2 separate regions of the Homo sapiens genome follow, and region 2 is linked to region 1. A link is an interaction called in ENCODE POLR2A ChIA-PET data of the cell type or tissue named here. Cell type or tissue: GM12878. All regions are shown on one strand. Each heading gives the region's core, and the rest is flanking DNA. Links, peaks and the distances in the headings are about the cores only.

Region 1 (7,701 bases), core at 1,823-6,822:
GTCAGACTGCCTAGTCTCACTGTTTATTACACTTGGGAACTTGAAAAATTAATTTCTTTGCCCCTTTGTTTCTTTATATATAAGGTGAAAATAAAGGGTCAAGTGTGGTGGCTTGTGCCTATAATCCCAGCCCTTTGGGAGGCTGAGATGGAAGCATCGGTTGAGCTCAGGAGTTTGAGACCAATCTGGGCAACATAGTGAGACCCTGTCCCTACAAAAATACAAAAAAAATTAGCCAGGTGTGATGCTGAGAGCCTATAGTCCTAGCTACTCTGGAGGCTGAGGTGAGAGGATCACTTGAGCCCAGGAGGCTGCAGTGAGATCGTGCCACTACACTCCAACTTGGGAAACAACAACAACAACAACAACAAAAAAGATGGCTGGGTGTGGTGGTTCATGCCTGTAAGACCAGTGCTTTGGGAGGCTGAGGCAGGCGGATAACCTGAGGTCAGGAGTTCGAGACCAGCCTGGCCAACACGACGAAACCCCATCTCTATTAAAAATACAAAAATTGGCCGGGCATGGTGGCTCACGCCTGTAATTCCAGCACTTTGGGAGGCCAAGGTGGGTGGATCACGAGTTCAGGTGTTCGAGACTAGCCTGACCAACATGGTGAAACCCTGTCTCTACTAAAAATACAAAAATTAACCGGGCGTGGTGGCACACACCTGTAATCCCAGCTACTCAGGAGGCTGAGGCAGGAGAATTGCTTGAACCTGGGAGGTTGCAGTGAGCTGAGATTGTGCCACTGCACTCCAGCCTGAGCGACAGAGTGAGACTCCGTCTCAAAACAACAACAACAAAAAACAAAAATTAGCTGGGGGTGGCGGTGTGCACCTGTAGTCCCAGCTACTTGGGAGGCTGAGGCATGAGAATTGCTTGAACCCGGGAGGCAGTGAGCTGAGATCACGCCACTGCACTCCAGCCTGGGTGACAGAGTGAGACTCTGTCTCAAAAAAAAAAAAAAAAAGAAAGAAAGAAAATAATGATAGTGGCCAGGTGTGGTGGCTCACACCTGTAATCCCAGCACTTTGGGAGGCCGAGGCAGGCGGATCATCTAACTTTGGGAATTCGAGACCAGCCTGAACAACATGATGAAATCCCGTCTCTACTAAAAATACAAAAAACATTAGCTGGGCATGGTGGTGCATGCCTGTAATCCCAGCTACTCGGGAGGCTGAGGCAGGAGAATCGCTAGAAACCGGGAGGCAGAGGTTGCGGTGAGCTGAGATCATGCCATTGCACACCAGCCTGGGCAACTACAGCAAAACTCCCATCTCAAAAAAAAAGAAAAAGAAAAAAAGAAAATGATAGCACTTACCTCTTAGGGTAGTTGAAAGGACTAAGTAAGTATTACATATGAATTGTTTAGAACAGTTTCCAGCATACTGAACATTTAATATATTTTAGTTACAATAAAAAAATCTTTACCAACTATGAAATTATTATAGTAGATATATTTCTTTTTAAAAATAAAGGGAAAAAAACCTACAGAAAATTTTTAAAAAACATATATATATTTTTTCAGACGGAGTCTCGCTCTGTTGCCCAGGCTGGAGTGCAGTGGTGCGATCTCAGCTCACTGCAAGCTCCGCCTCCTGGGTTCATGCCATTCTCCTGCCTCAGCCTCCCGAGTAGCTGGGACTACAGGCACCTGCAACCATGCCTGGCTAATTTTTTGTATTTTTAGTAGAGACGGGGTTTCACCATGTTAGCCAGGATGGTCTCGATCTCCGGCCCTCGTGATCCACCCACCTCGGCCTCCCAAAGTGCTGGGATTACAGGCGTGAGCCACCGCACCCGGCCATTTTTTTTTTTTTTTAAATAAATAAAGTCATGTTGCCCAGGATGGTCTCAAACTCCTGGGCTCAAGCAGTCCACCCGCCTTGGCTTCCCAAAGTGCTAGGATTACAGGTGTGAGCCACCACACCTGGCTGGAACTTACAGAAAATTCCTAAGCAGTACTTGCTTCTTAATGAAAAATCAAGTAGTACCACAAAGGAAAAGGACTTTGTAGAATGCCCAGAAATAATTGCAATTGTTGTTAACATCATGATGTATGTAGATGTGTATTTAGATTTTATGACAATGTAATGATTTTTTAAAATGTCTCTTTATAATTTATTATAAATAGGATATACACATGACACCATCCACTGACTTCTATAAGAAATTAGCCTTGGACTGTTCTGGTCAGCAAGTTGCTGTTGACTTATTCCTTCTCAGTGGACAGTATTCTGATTTGGCTTCTCTGGGTAAGTTCTTCGTAATGATTTTTTTTTTCCGTTAAATGAATATCAAAATGGTCCTTATATGATAGTGTTCTAAATATAGAACAAAGTTAAAGAATATGTATGCCCTTGGGAAAGTTAATCAGTCAGTTTAGTCTATTAAAAACCTTATAGTCTTCTACTCTAAACATTTAGTAATAGAGAAATTTCTATTCTACTATTTAAAGGAATGCAGGCCGGGTATGATGGCTCATGCCTGTAATCCTAACAATTTGTGAGGCCTGTGCAGGAGGATTGCTTGAGCCCAGGAGTTTGAGACCAACCTGGGCAACATAGGAAGACCCTGTATTTGCAAATAATATGTATATTTTTTTAAATAAAAAACTAGCCAGACATGGTGGCGCACACCTGTGGTCCCAGCTGCCTGGAAGGCTGAGGTGGGAAGAGTGCTTGAGGTGGAGAGGTCAAGGCTGCAGTGAGCCCCATGGTATCACTACTGCACTCCAGCCTGGGTGACAGAATGGGACTCTGTCTCAAAAAAAGGGAATAAAATCTCCTTTCTGACAGTAGTTTACCTTGGAAAGTTAAAGAAAGATTGATTCCAATGTCTTTAGTTACTTTGGTGTAGTAGAAATAGTTAACGGCACAGTTTAAAACAGTGTGTGTTCTCTTCCAGGTTGTATTTCTCGGTATTCAGCAGGTAGTGTCTATTACTATCCCTCTTACCATCATCAGCACAACCCAGTCCAAGTACAGAAATTACAGAAGGAACTACAGAGATACCTTACTCGGAAGATTGGCTTTGAGGCAGTCATGAGGATTCGGTGCACCAAAGGTAGGAATATTTTTTTTTTGCGTAGGACTGAATAATATTTTTGGTTTCAGTAAATGTACATGTTTTTATCTGGTCTTATAAGATTGCCCTTCTGAGATACTTTGCCTACTCTGGAATATGCAATTAAGAGGAGAGAAGAAACACTGTAACCAAAAAAAGGGGGCCTATTGAGAATATACTCAAAAGCACTGACTTATATATTTTTAAATAGAGAATTTTATGGTGTGTGAATTATCTCAGTTTTTTAAAAAAGACCTTATCTCCGGCTGGGCACAGTGGCTCATGCCTGTAATTCCAGCACTTTGGGAGGCCAAGGCTGGTGGATCGCTTGAGCCCAGGAATTAGAGACGAGCCTGGACAACATTGCAAAATGATGTCTCTACGAAAAATACAAAAACTTAGCTGAGCGTGGTGGTGCACGTCTGTAGTCCCAGCTTCTTAGGAGGCTGAGGTGGGAGGATTGTTGGGGCCTGGCCTGGGAGTCAGGTTGCAGTGAGCAGAGATCACACCACTGCACTCCGGCCTGGGCAACACTGTCTCCAAAAAAAAAAAAAAGAAGAAGATAGAGTCTTGTTTTTTTTTTTTTTTTTTTGAGATGGTATATTGCTCTGTTGCCCAGGCTGGTGTGCAGTGACACAATCTTGGCTAACTGCAACCTCCACCTCTCGAGTTCAAGTGATTCTCCCTGCTTCAGCCTCCCGAGTAGCTGGGATTATAGGTGCGTGCCACCATGCCCGGCTAATTTTTGTATTTTTAGTAGAGACAGGGTTACACCATGTTGGCCAGGCTGGTCTCAAACTCCTGACCTCAGATGATCTGCCCACCTCAGCCTCCCAAGGCACTGGGATTACAGGTGTGAGTGACCGCACACAGCCTAGACCCTTTTTTGACAGAGTCTCATTCTGTCGCCCAGGCTGGAGTGCAGTGGTGCAATCACAGCTCACTGGAGTCTCCACCTCCCTGACTCAAGTGATCCTCCCACCTCAGCTTTCCTAGTAGCTGAGACTGCAGGTGTGAGCCACCACACCTGGCTAATTTTTTATTTTTTATTTTGTAGAGACTGGGTCTCCCTATGTTGCCCAGGCTGGTTGCAAGCTCGTGGGCTCACGTGATCTTCCTGCCTTAGCCTCCCAAAGTGTTAGGATTACAGGCATGAGCCACCACACCCAGCCACAGATCTTGCTTTTAAACTTTTTTTTTTTTACTTGTAAAATATATATAACATAAGCTTTACCATTTTATCCTTTTTTTTTTTTTGAGACGGACTGTCTCGCTCTGTCGTCCAGGCTGGAGTGCAGTGGCACGATCTCAGCTCACTGCAAGCTCCGCCTCCTGGGTTCATGCCATTCTCCTGCCTCAGCCTCCCAAGTAGCTGGGACTACAGGCGCCTGCCACCATGCCCAGCTAATTTTTTGTATTTTTTAGTAGAGACGGGGTTTCACCATGTTAGCCAGGATGGTCTCGATCTCCTGATCTGGTGATCCGTCCGCCTCGGCCTCCCAAAGTGCTGGGATTACAGGCATGAGCTACCGCACCTGGCCCATTTTATCCATTTTTTAATTGTACAGTGGCATCAAGTATGTTTTCACTGTGCAACTATTTATTTCCAAAAGTGGGGGATCTCTTAGTTTGTACTCTCTTTTTTTTTTTTTTTTTTTTTGAGCCAGAGTTTCACTCTCTCGCCCAGGCTGGAGTATAATGGTGTGATCTAGGCTCACTGCAACCTCCATCTCCCAGGTTCAAGCAATTCTGCCTGCCTCAGCCTCCTGAGTAACTGGGATTACAGGTGCCTGACACTACGCCTGACTAATTTTTGTATTTTTAGTAGAAACGGGGTTTTGCCATGTTGGCCAGGCTGGTCTCAAACTCCTGACCTCAGGTGATCCGCCTACCTTGGCCTCCCTAAATGCTGGGATTACAGGTATGAGCCACCGCACCCAGCCTGTACTCTTATTTTTAGTTTTTCATTTCTCCACATTATCAACCTGGTGGGTTTTTTTTTTAAGGTGGGTTTTTTTTTCCATTGCTGCTGCACAAATTGAGTTTTTATTTAAATAAATATTATTGCTCTGTAAGGGGGTGTGGAGCACAGATTGAGTTTTTATTTAAATAAATATTGCTCTGTAATGGGGTGTAGAGTGGTAATTTTCTTTCTTCTTCTCTCTCTTTTTTCTTTTTTTGGAGACAGAGTGTTGCTCTGTCCCCCTGGCTGGAGTGCAGTGGCATGATCATAGCTCACTGCAGCCTCAACTCCTGGGCTCAAGCAATCCTCTTAGCTCAGCCTCCCGAATAACTGGGACCACAGGCGCATGCCACCACGCCTAGCTAATTTTTAATTTTTCTGTAGAGACAGGGTCTTACTTTGTTACACAGGCTGGTTTCAAACTCCTGGACTTAAGCAATCCTACACCTCAGCCTCCCAAAGTGCTGGGATTACAGGTGTGAATCACCACGCCCAGTATAATAATATTCTTTTCAATGGAAAAATTATTTATATGAAATCTATAACAAAAAAAAAAAGATAAAGATCCACTAACCTGTTCCATTACACATTGAAATCTGTTGGTCAAACCATGAGCAAGATGAAGGTCTCTCTTATCTATCCTTCACTATAATTAGAATTTATTAATTCTAATAGTTTTTATTTATTTATTTTTTTTACTTTATTTTTTTTTTTCTGAGACCACATCTTGCTCTTTTGTCCAGGCTGGAGTTCAGTGGCACGATCTCCGCTCACTGCAAGCTCCGCCTCCTGGGTTCACGCCATTCTCCTGCCTCACCCTCCCAAGTAGCTGGAACTACAGGCGCCTGCTACCACTCCCAGCTAATTTTTTGTATTTTTGGTAGAGACAGGGTTTCACCATGTTAGCCAGGATGGTCTTGATCTCCTGACCTCGTGATCCATCCGCCTCGGCCTCCCAAAGTGCTGGGATTACAGGCGTGAGCCACCGCGCCTGGACTGTATTTTTAGTAGAGGTGGTGTTTCGCCATGTTGGCCAGGCTGGTCTCGAACTCCTGATGTCAAGTGATCCACCCGCCTCGGCCTCCCAAAGTGCTGGGATTACAGGCATGAGCTACCATGCCTGGCCTAGTTTTTATTTTATAATTTTTAATTAAAATATGGAACACTTCACGAATTTACGTGTCATCCTTGCACTGGGGCCATGCTAATCTTCTCTGTATGGTTCTAATTTTAGTATACATGCTGTCGAAGTGAGTACCTAATAGTTTTTTAGTGTTTATGTTTTAAAGGGTATATTTGTTGGATCCCATTCATTGGAGACTGACAGACCTCAAAAATGTTTATTTCTGCAGATACCTGTTATAAATTAAGGGAAGTGTACATCCTAATGTGCTTTTAAGACCTTTTCTACTTGTCAAGACAGAGGCTATTTTTATATGTACCTTATTTTGCATAAACAGCTTTGGGATATGCCAGGCAACTCCTTTGCCCTCTTTTTTTTTTTTTTTGAGACGGAGTCTCGGTCTGTCGTCCAGGCTGGAGTGTAATGGCGCAGTCTCGGCTCACTGCAACCTTCGCCTCCCGGGGTCCAGTGATTCTCCTGCCTCAGCCTTCCTAGTAGCTGGGATTACAGGCACGTGCTACCATGCCCAGCTAATTTTTGTATTTTTAGTAGAGACGGAGTTTCACCATGTCGGTGAGGCTGGTCTCGAACTCCTGACCTCATGATCTGCCTGCCTTGTCCTCCCAAAGTGCTGGGATTACAGGTGTGAGCCACTGCAGCCCACCACCCTCTTTCTAGAGTGCTTAATTTAATAAAGCTTTGTGGTTAGCTTGCTTAGGTTTCTCTTTTTATTTTATTATGATAAATTCACTACAGATCAAATACATACTCTAGAAAAGTTAACACAGAAAAGATAATGTACAAAAAGATATAAAATGAGAACTCAAGCATAACTTCTGTTCCACTCTACAGTTAATCATATACCCTTCAGAAACTTTCCCATGGCATTTATAAACATATATTTTGGCCTTAACTTCAAATAAAAGCAGTGAGGAATTATACCTGGCTTTTTTATTTTTATCACAATATCTTGAAAACCTTTCTATTTTTATACGTACAGACACACATTCTCCTTTTTCTTTCTTTCTTTATTAATGTTGTATATTTCTTTTTAAGAGACAGGGTCTCACTATGTTGCCCAGGCTTGCTTTCAACTCTTGGGCTTAAGCAATCTTCCTGCTTCAGCCTCCTGAATACCTGGGATTACAGGCACATGCCACCATGCCCAGCATTCTTTTTCATCCTGATTACTGTTTTTAAGTTGGTTTTTATTTCACAAGCAACATGTGCATCTGTTTTTCTTGTAAAAAATAAAAACATTATTGATAAAGCTAAAGTCTTCCTGTATCAGCTTGCATGTGTATGCGACACATACACTTTCACTTCATTTTTATGTAGTTAAAAATGGTATGTATCAGAATTTCTTATTAAAAATGGTATATATCACTTGGTATATACCGAATTTCCTATACATTTGCATACTTAGGTACATCTCCATGGAAAATGTATCTTATGGTCGATTTACATAAGTGACATATTGTATGTATTTTTATTCAATAAACCTTGAAGATTCATTAATTTTAGATCATATAAATCCATCACATTAATT
Region 2 (7,701 bases), core at 1,522-6,521, 170 kb before region 1:
CACGTCCGGGCGCCGAACCGGGCTGAGCCGGTGCACATGACCTCGCGCTGGGCTCACGTGCAGCCGGTCCGGTCCCAGACACCTTCCGGGGGCCACCGCCTCCGCCCTGTCGCCCCCTCTCCCGGCCCGGTGCACGCGGGCGCTGCACGCGGGGGCAGCATGCTCGGCTCCTGGGGTTGGAGGCTCTGCACAAATTAGACAGTTTTTTTGGAGGGGCGGGGGACACCCTTTCCAGGTGAGTGTGGAGGGTGCGGAGCCTCGGCGCCAGGGGTGAGGACTGGGGTCGGGGGCAGCCTCCACCTCCGGGGCCGCGCGGTAGTCCAGCTGGGGAGAGGCGCTGGGAGAGTGGAAATGTACCGGCGGCGGCCGGAGCGGCGGGTGCGCGCCCGCGGGGCGACGGCAGGGGGCGTGGCCCTTGTTTACCTTCTCCCAACTCTGCCGGTTCGCGTCCCGCTTCAGGGACGGATCCGCAGTCCCCAGCCCTCTGCCTAGGGCCCTGCACCATGGGTGGTACCAGGAAGATGCCGGCTTGTGGCGGACCCCGTTTGGGACGCACACACCTGACTCTCAAATGAGTGACATTGCAGCCCCCGCCCCCACCTAGCGCTGCTGCAGTCCCTTTGCCGGATCCCCGGCCCCGCCCCGCCCCCGGCAGTGGCATCTTCCCGGCCTCACCTCCTTCCTCCCTCTCCCTCCCTTCTTCCCACCCACTCGCCTGCGCCTGCGGAGCGGCGCCCGCCCGCCTCCTCCCCGCCTGGGTGCAGACTTGTGGCTCCCCATGGTTTCTTCCCGCCCATCCCTGGGTCCTGAGACATCCTCTCCTCTCGGCCAAGGGACGAGAGGGGTCAACTTGGCGATTCGCAGCTGTTCTGCCAGAGGATGGGGTTGCCTGCGAGACAGCCAGGAAGGCTTCACTCTAGCTTCCAGAGGCCCAGCCCTGTCCCCTACTACACACAGCTACCACCCCACCCGCCCCTGGGGCTCGGCTGCCCTTCCCGGTGTCTCTTAAACCCCTCCCCCGACCTGGGTGTTAAGCCCACCCACCTCCCGGCGCCGCCCCCGGTCGAACAGCCTCTTGCCCTTCCTTCGCCTGGGCCGGAGCCCCCCGCAGCCTCCTCCGGCTCCTCCTCCCGGCTCCGGCGGTCGGAATCACGCCGGCGCGCCTCCAGCCTGCGGTCCCGCGGACTGCCTCCAGGGGCGGGCTGGAGGCGCGCGCAACTCCCCTCCCAATCCCCTCAGCCACTGCCGCTGGCCTGGGCACTTTTTTACCAGCTTGGCTGCTGGCCTCTTGCTGGAGGCTGGGGGAGGTGAAGGGTCACTGGGTGTCTTTGCCGTATGCCGAAGGCACACTGCGGCCGGCGATTCTGGTCTCTGCAGATTTCCAAACCTCGCCGCTGCGTCTAGCACCCCTGGGTCATCTTCTGCAGGATCCCGAGGCACAAAGTTGTATCCCGGGTCAGAGTTTGTAGGGGGTCATCGAGAGGTGTCATGTTTCCATTCAGAGCGGTTCCAAAGCGTCTAGGAAGGGGCTGAGTGGGACCTGCTGCCTTGCCTTTGTTGGAAGGAGGACCCCTGAGCTCTGATCCCAGACAGGCTGTCAGGACGCCCCCTTAGCATTTATGTTTGCAAACTGATTCCTGGACCTGGGAGGTGGTAGGGCCGCCTGGCCCCTCCTCTCGGAGTGGCATTAACTCCCTCCCTTCACTGGTAAAATTCCCAGTAGGACATTTGGCAAAAGGGCTCGGCATGGAGCTGCCAACCGGGCCTGGCTTTGTTTCCTGGGTTCCCAGGGCTTCTCCCCTACCCTGACTTTCTTTCTCACCTTAGGGCCCCAGATGAACGCACCGTCCGTCTTGTCCCATCTTCCTTAGACGGGCTGGGACTCGCAGAGCCATCTAACAAGCAGAGGAGGAAAATAACAACAGAATAACTATAAGGGGGAAGGAATGAGTAATAAAGCTGACCCAGGCAGGGAGGAGGGCTTTCATGTTTAAGAGATGCTATTTGCTTTTTGGGTCACAGGCTGCAAAAACAGGCTTTGATCCGAAGTGGGCGAATAATTTATTGAGCAAGTTTGCATGGTAGAGGAAGGGATGTTTGTTTGATCTGGAGCCCTCTAGGTTGCCCCAAGTGCTGTTGGCTGTTGTTTTGAGTGGAAAAGCATTTGGTTCTGCAGCAAATGCCTCACAGAGGGAAGTCCTCGCCCCAGGCAGCAGGACTTGCAGTGAATATTGGTTTTGAAATTGTTTGGCCAAGGGTCCCCCCATCACTTTTGGAGATGAAGTGTTTAAGGATAGAGTTGTTTGGGCTCAGGATGCAGCAAATGTTTCCAGAATGTTTTCCCGTCCAAAATGCTTTTCCTTTCCCTAAATTGCCTGGCTAAAGGGCCAGTAACAGTGGTCCAAGAGGTTGTCAGAAATCTCCACTTAGCTTTCATGGACTGGTGAGGTGGGACTGCCAGTCCCCAGGTCCTAGATGCACCACGGAGTATTGACACTGTATAGGCCCTGGACACTGACCCCCACATCCTTGAGGTTGGGAGGCAGGGTGTTCTGGCTCTAACCTAGTGTTCCTCTTAACAGGAAGGCAGTTGTCTTATGCTCATGACACAGGTAAGAGGCTTCTAGTCCAAATTCTTCATGGCACATGCAGCAGGCTTTTTGGGACCTCACAGTTCTCCCTTTAGGTTCTCTGATGGGGAGAACAGGTCAGAGTTGGGGAGCAGGATACCCCTGGCTTGCCCTGTCCTCCAGATAGGACCCTTACCATGTGGCTCAAAAGCTTACAATTGTAGGTCTGCTCAAAGCTCCTTTCAGACAGCCCATAGGAATCTAGAATACCCATACCCTGGAACTTGTAGGCCTGTACACTTCAGCCCACTGGAGATGGGGTACACCTTCTGGAGTCAGACAGCCTAGGTTTGAATCCTGGCTGTGCAGTTACCAACTGTCATAATGGCTCTATACCTCAGTTCCTTCTGTTACAAGGAGCACTTTCTGCAAATGGGATTAATAACAGTACCTATCTCATAGTGGATGTATAGAATAAGTGATTACCTAAAAAAGACTAAGCCCAAAGCAGGCATGTGATAAGCACGTGATTAGTATTAGTCATCCTTATTATACCTGGGGAGGGTCCCCGATGCAGCTTGGACCTTTGATCTCTCACCTTTAGGCTAGGCCAGAGAGCCAGCTCGCTTCTCTGCAGAAGGGATCAGAAGGATCCTGCAGGTGCCAATAGGCAGCCGATATGGGAGCGAGTAGACGGAGCTCTGCCCTCTCTGGGGCAAAGAGTAGGGTGAGAAGGTTCTGAAGAACAAAGTAGACAGAGCCTTTTCATTCTCCCACCATCCCCTTGGTACGTCCCCAGAACTGGTCTGGAGGGTGGGTGTGGCAGCGTCTTCAAGGGGAGCTGAGTCCCCTCTGGGACACTTGAAGTTGCAGACAGGCAATGGCTGGTGTTGCAGGAGGGTTCAGGCTCCTCTAGACTTGGAGAAGCAGGTCCAGGAAGCCGACTGGAGGATCCCAGGCAGCAGCCCTCTACTCTGTATACAAAATCATTTTTGTAACTGCAATTACTGTCCCTGAGAAGGCATTAAAGTTAATGAGAGATAGGAAAGAGTGGGGCTGTGACCCCGGTTTAAAGCGGTTTAAGAGTGTGCAGCTCTTGTTTTCTGAATGTCTGGCCTTCCCAACACAAGGAGGCTCTGAGGACAGGTTTTCCAGCCGAAATATCATTAAATTGTATTAGCATCTTATTACACACACGCCTTAGCGGTCTGCCTCAGACAGGGAGAGTTTTTGTTTCTCTTTGAAAGATTGTGTCTGGAATGGTAAATTGCCTGCTTGAAAGCCCTTTTTTCCCCTTTTTTTAAAGAAGAGGACGAAATCCTGCTGTGTGGTGGCAGGCAGGCCAGGCCTAGTGGCCCCTGGAGAGGAGAGGCTGGAGGCCAGGTTGGGGTGTTTTAACTGCCCAGGGAGTGGCTGCAGTGGCAGGCCTGAAAGGCCCACTGTTCCCAGGGTCAGCTGGAAGGGCGTTAATGGAGGCCCAGGGTGTTTATTTGAGTTTATTTGCAGAGAGGTCTTTAAAGGGGGCTGGCATTGGGCATTGGTGTTTTAAGTCCAGACCTGAGGCCCTCACTAAGGCCAACCACTAGTGCTGCCAAGAAAACATCTGCCACCAAATTGCTGCCCTATTACTGAGTTGACATTGATCATTAGCCAGGAGCCCAACCAAATAAAGCCTCCTGGAAAATGTGTGAGGTTAAGACGGGGAAGGCAGGCTGTGAAAACAAGGGCGAAATCTTGGGCCAGGGTGTTTGTTCCTGCAAGCCACAGGCAGGCCAGCTGGACTGTGTGGTCCCGACACTTCTTGGGGGAGGGAGCGAGAGCACACTCAGCACTCCCTAGTATGTCACTGGGGTTCTGGCTGGAGTCTAAATGGAATGCTCCTTACTCTTCATGGAATATACATTCCCAAGGAGAACGACATGCAACAAGTAGCTCAACAAGCACAGCTGGGATGGGTATTCCGTGGACACTGGGTGGTGAATTTCTTCAGATAGTGTGATGAGCATAGACTGACATGGGCCACACTGAAGCTTAAACCTGAAGGTTGAAAAGTCAGACATGCATAGACCACATAGAAGAATATTCCAAACAGAGTGGAGTACAGCGTGTGCACAGGGCTCGAAGTATGGAATATTTGGCTTGTTCAAAGGAATGAAAGGAGCCCAGCATGGCTAGAAGGTGGTGAGGAAGGGGATAGTGGTCAGTATGAAGCTGTCCAGGTGGCAGGGGCCAGATTGTGTAGGGTCTTGTGGTCAGGAGCTTAGGCTTTGTCTTTTGATCTATGAAGCCTTTGAAAGATTTTCTTAGGGGCATGATATGATCTGATTTATGCCTTTTAAAATTTTTATTTTGTTCTAATTTTTTTTAGAGATGGGGTCTTGCTGTGTTGCCCGGGCTTGCCTTGAACTCCTGGGCCCAAGTGATCCTCCTGCCTCTACCTCCCAAGTAGCTGGAACTACAGGTGCATATCACCATGTCCAGCTTCTGATTTATACCTTTTTTTTTTTGAGACAGAGTCCCACTCTGTTGTCCAGGCTGGAGGGCAATGGCACAATCTCGGCTCACTGCAACCTCTGTCTCCCAGGTTCAAGCAATTCTCTTGCCTCAGCCTCCAGAGTAGCTGAGATTACAGGCTTCCGCCACTAAGCCTGGCTAATTTTTGTATTTTTAGTAGAGACGGGGTTTCACCACATTAGCCAGGCTGGTCTCGAATTCCTGACCTCTCAAGTGATCCACCCACTTTGGTCTCCCAAAGTGCTGGGAATATAAGGATGAGCCACCGTGCCTGGCTTTTTTTTTTTTTTTTTTTTTTTTTTTTTTGAGACAGGGTGTCACTCTGTCACCCAGGCTGGAGTGCAGTAGCATAATCACAGCTCACTGCAACCTCAACCTCCTGGCCTCCCACTTCAGCCCCTTCAGCAGCTGGGACCACAGGCACACGCCACCATGCCCAGCTAACTTTTGTATTTTTCATAGAGTCGGGGATTTGCCATGTTGCCCAGACTGATCTTGAACTCCTAAGCTCAAGTGAGCCACCTGCTTTGGCCTCCATAAGTGCTGGGATTACAGGTGTGAGTCACCGCACCCCGACTGATTTATGCTTTTTAAACATCACTCTGGCAGCTGTGTGGAGCCTGGACATGGGTGAATTGATACTGGAAGCTGGGAGATGAACAAGTGGTTCAGGCAAGAGATGAGATTGGCTTGGACCAGTGTGGTGATAGTAGGAAGAAAGTGGGTGTGTTCTGGAGGCAAAGCCTAGTGGACTTGGTGGGGCCGAGGATACAGAGAGGCTGTGGGCTTTTGCTTCATTGAGGGGACTCTACGACACCCACACTTTGAAGGAGAGCTTCCTACCTGTGTCTCCATGCTGGGGGTTGCATGAGAGGTGCCAATAGACTAGTGCAAATGGCAGGAAAATGAGATCTTTTCTTTCCTAAAGTCTCCTTTATAGGTAGGATTTCGGGAGCACTTTCTGTCCTCGAAAGCAAGTGCCTTGTGACACTGAAATCTTCTCCCACAGCAGACCTTGCTTTGGGGGAGATGGGGGAAGCCAGTGGAAAGGAAAAACCAGAGGCCAAGATCACATCTAAGCACCTCCACCCCCCAAGTGTGTTTGCAGTCCTGGATTTCAGCTTTGGGAAAGGAGTCCTCCCTGTCCCTCTTGCTGAGGTTGCGAGGAGGGTGATCCATGGGGCAAAAAGCTGACATAGTGCGGTCCCAGGCCTCATTAGCCACTGTGACAGTGGGAGCTCGCTGGAGCAAGGAGGCCTTTGGAAGACTTGGTTTAAAGGAAAGAAGCTGCACTCACAAAACAGTGGCTTCCTTCTCAAGCCTAGTTGTTATAACAATTAAGCCACCACAAAATCTGCTCCCTTAATAATAGCCTCCCATGGGACAGCCCTGACCCAGAATAATCCCTAGGCACTCTGGGGTGTTTTGTGGAGGACAGGGTTAGATGGGGAATTGGCTTGGTGCGGGGTGTAGGTCTGCATGCTGTCACCTGTTGGTCTCTGGGCAGTCAAGGAGTCCTTTCGAGGGCACCTTCCTTACTGTATAGGGTCACTGCCTCTTTTTTAGGAGCCCCTCCTCCAGGACTTTCCGACCTGGTCCAAGGCTGCCATGGTATTACTATCTGGCACCCATATGGATCTCTAGCCACTGTGCTGAGGGCTTTACACTGTTCTTATTTATTCTCACCAGCTGATTCTGGCCCACAGATGTGTTTAGTTTGGCCCTTTCAAAGTGTTGTAAAAATTCTGACTCAGTTGCCAACATTTTAAATTAAGGACATTTATGTAAAAAGCCAGTTCCAGTTTATCTCCTCTGGGAGGTATGTCTTTCCCAAGGTCCCTGGTCTATGAGGAGAGGAGCTAGGATTTGAACCCATCAACAACTTCTGCTTTTAATACTGTGGGAGATGCTGGCTCGGAAGTACCTTCTTTGCAGGAAATGAAGAGAAATGGAATTCGCTTACAGGATTGCAAAAGAAAATGGGTGGGTGCACTTTTAGCACCTCCCCCCCACTCCACCCACCGATGTCAGGACAAAGCTGGGTTGCGCTGGGCTGGGCTGAGCTGAGGAAGACGTAGGCTAGAATCAGGAGTCAGGATTCTGTCAGTCAGCCTTTGTCACACTCTCTCTTTTTTTTTTTTTTTTTTTTTTTTTTTTGAGATAAGGTCTTACTCTGTCGCCAAGGCTGGCGTGCAGTGGCACGATCATGGCTCACTGCAGCCTTGACCTCCCTGACTCAAGCTATCCTCTCACCTCAGCCTCCTGCATAGCTAGGACCTCAGGCATGTGCCACTACAACTGGCTAATTTTTAAATTTTTTGTAGAGATGAGTCCCCCTACGTTCCCCAGGCTGGTCTCGATCTCTTGGGCTCAAGAAATCCTCCAGCCCCGGCCTCCCAAAGTGCTGGGATTACAGGTGTCGCACCCTTGACACGCAGACTCTGGAAGGCAGTGAGGGTGGCAGCTGTGGGTTGCTGAGCTGTTTGTACTCTGCTGCGCAGAGACGGAGAAGTCAGAAGGTCAAGAGCACGGTCTCCTGAATCAAATACAGTCACTGACATCTTGGGCAGGTCACTTAACCTCTGAGCTTCAGTTTCCTCCTCTGCAAAAGGGAAGC

Evidence for each region. ChIA-PET counts read pairs that join two places held together with the same protein. Peaks named below come from ENCODE experiments on the same cell type or tissue, not always from the same donor. Only the 100,000 strongest peaks of a DNase experiment are listed, where the experiment ranks them.
Region 2: POLR2A ChIA-PET joins it to region 1 with 5 read pairs; 2 of 35 experiments call an interaction of 5 or more read pairs at or near these places.

What each region holds. Positions count from the first base shown.
Region 1 is chr5:134,694,992-134,702,692 of GRCh38, forward strand. SEC24A (SEC24 homolog A, COPII component) reads left to right here. Exons shown (of 23, transcript NM_021982.3): 14 at 2,135-2,255; 15 at 2,908-3,066. It also overlaps the pseudogene RNU6-1164P. Among named protein-coding and RNA genes, the nearest start is that of CAMLG, 40 kb to the right of the region's middle. In GM12878, for the core only: no CTCF peak of the experiment used is centred there; no DNase peak of the experiment used is centred there.
Region 2 is chr5:134,526,524-134,534,224 of GRCh38, forward strand. The region is part of intron 1 of JADE2 (jade family PHD finger 2); the gene reads left to right. Among named protein-coding and RNA genes, the nearest start is that of JADE2, 4.7 kb to the left of the region's middle. RefSeq lists silencers at 1-736, 1,097-1,156 and an enhancer at 5,931-6,431. In GM12878, for the core only: no CTCF peak of the experiment used is centred there; no DNase peak of the experiment used is centred there; H3K4me3 peaks cover 2,199 bases; H3K27ac peaks cover 1,313 bases.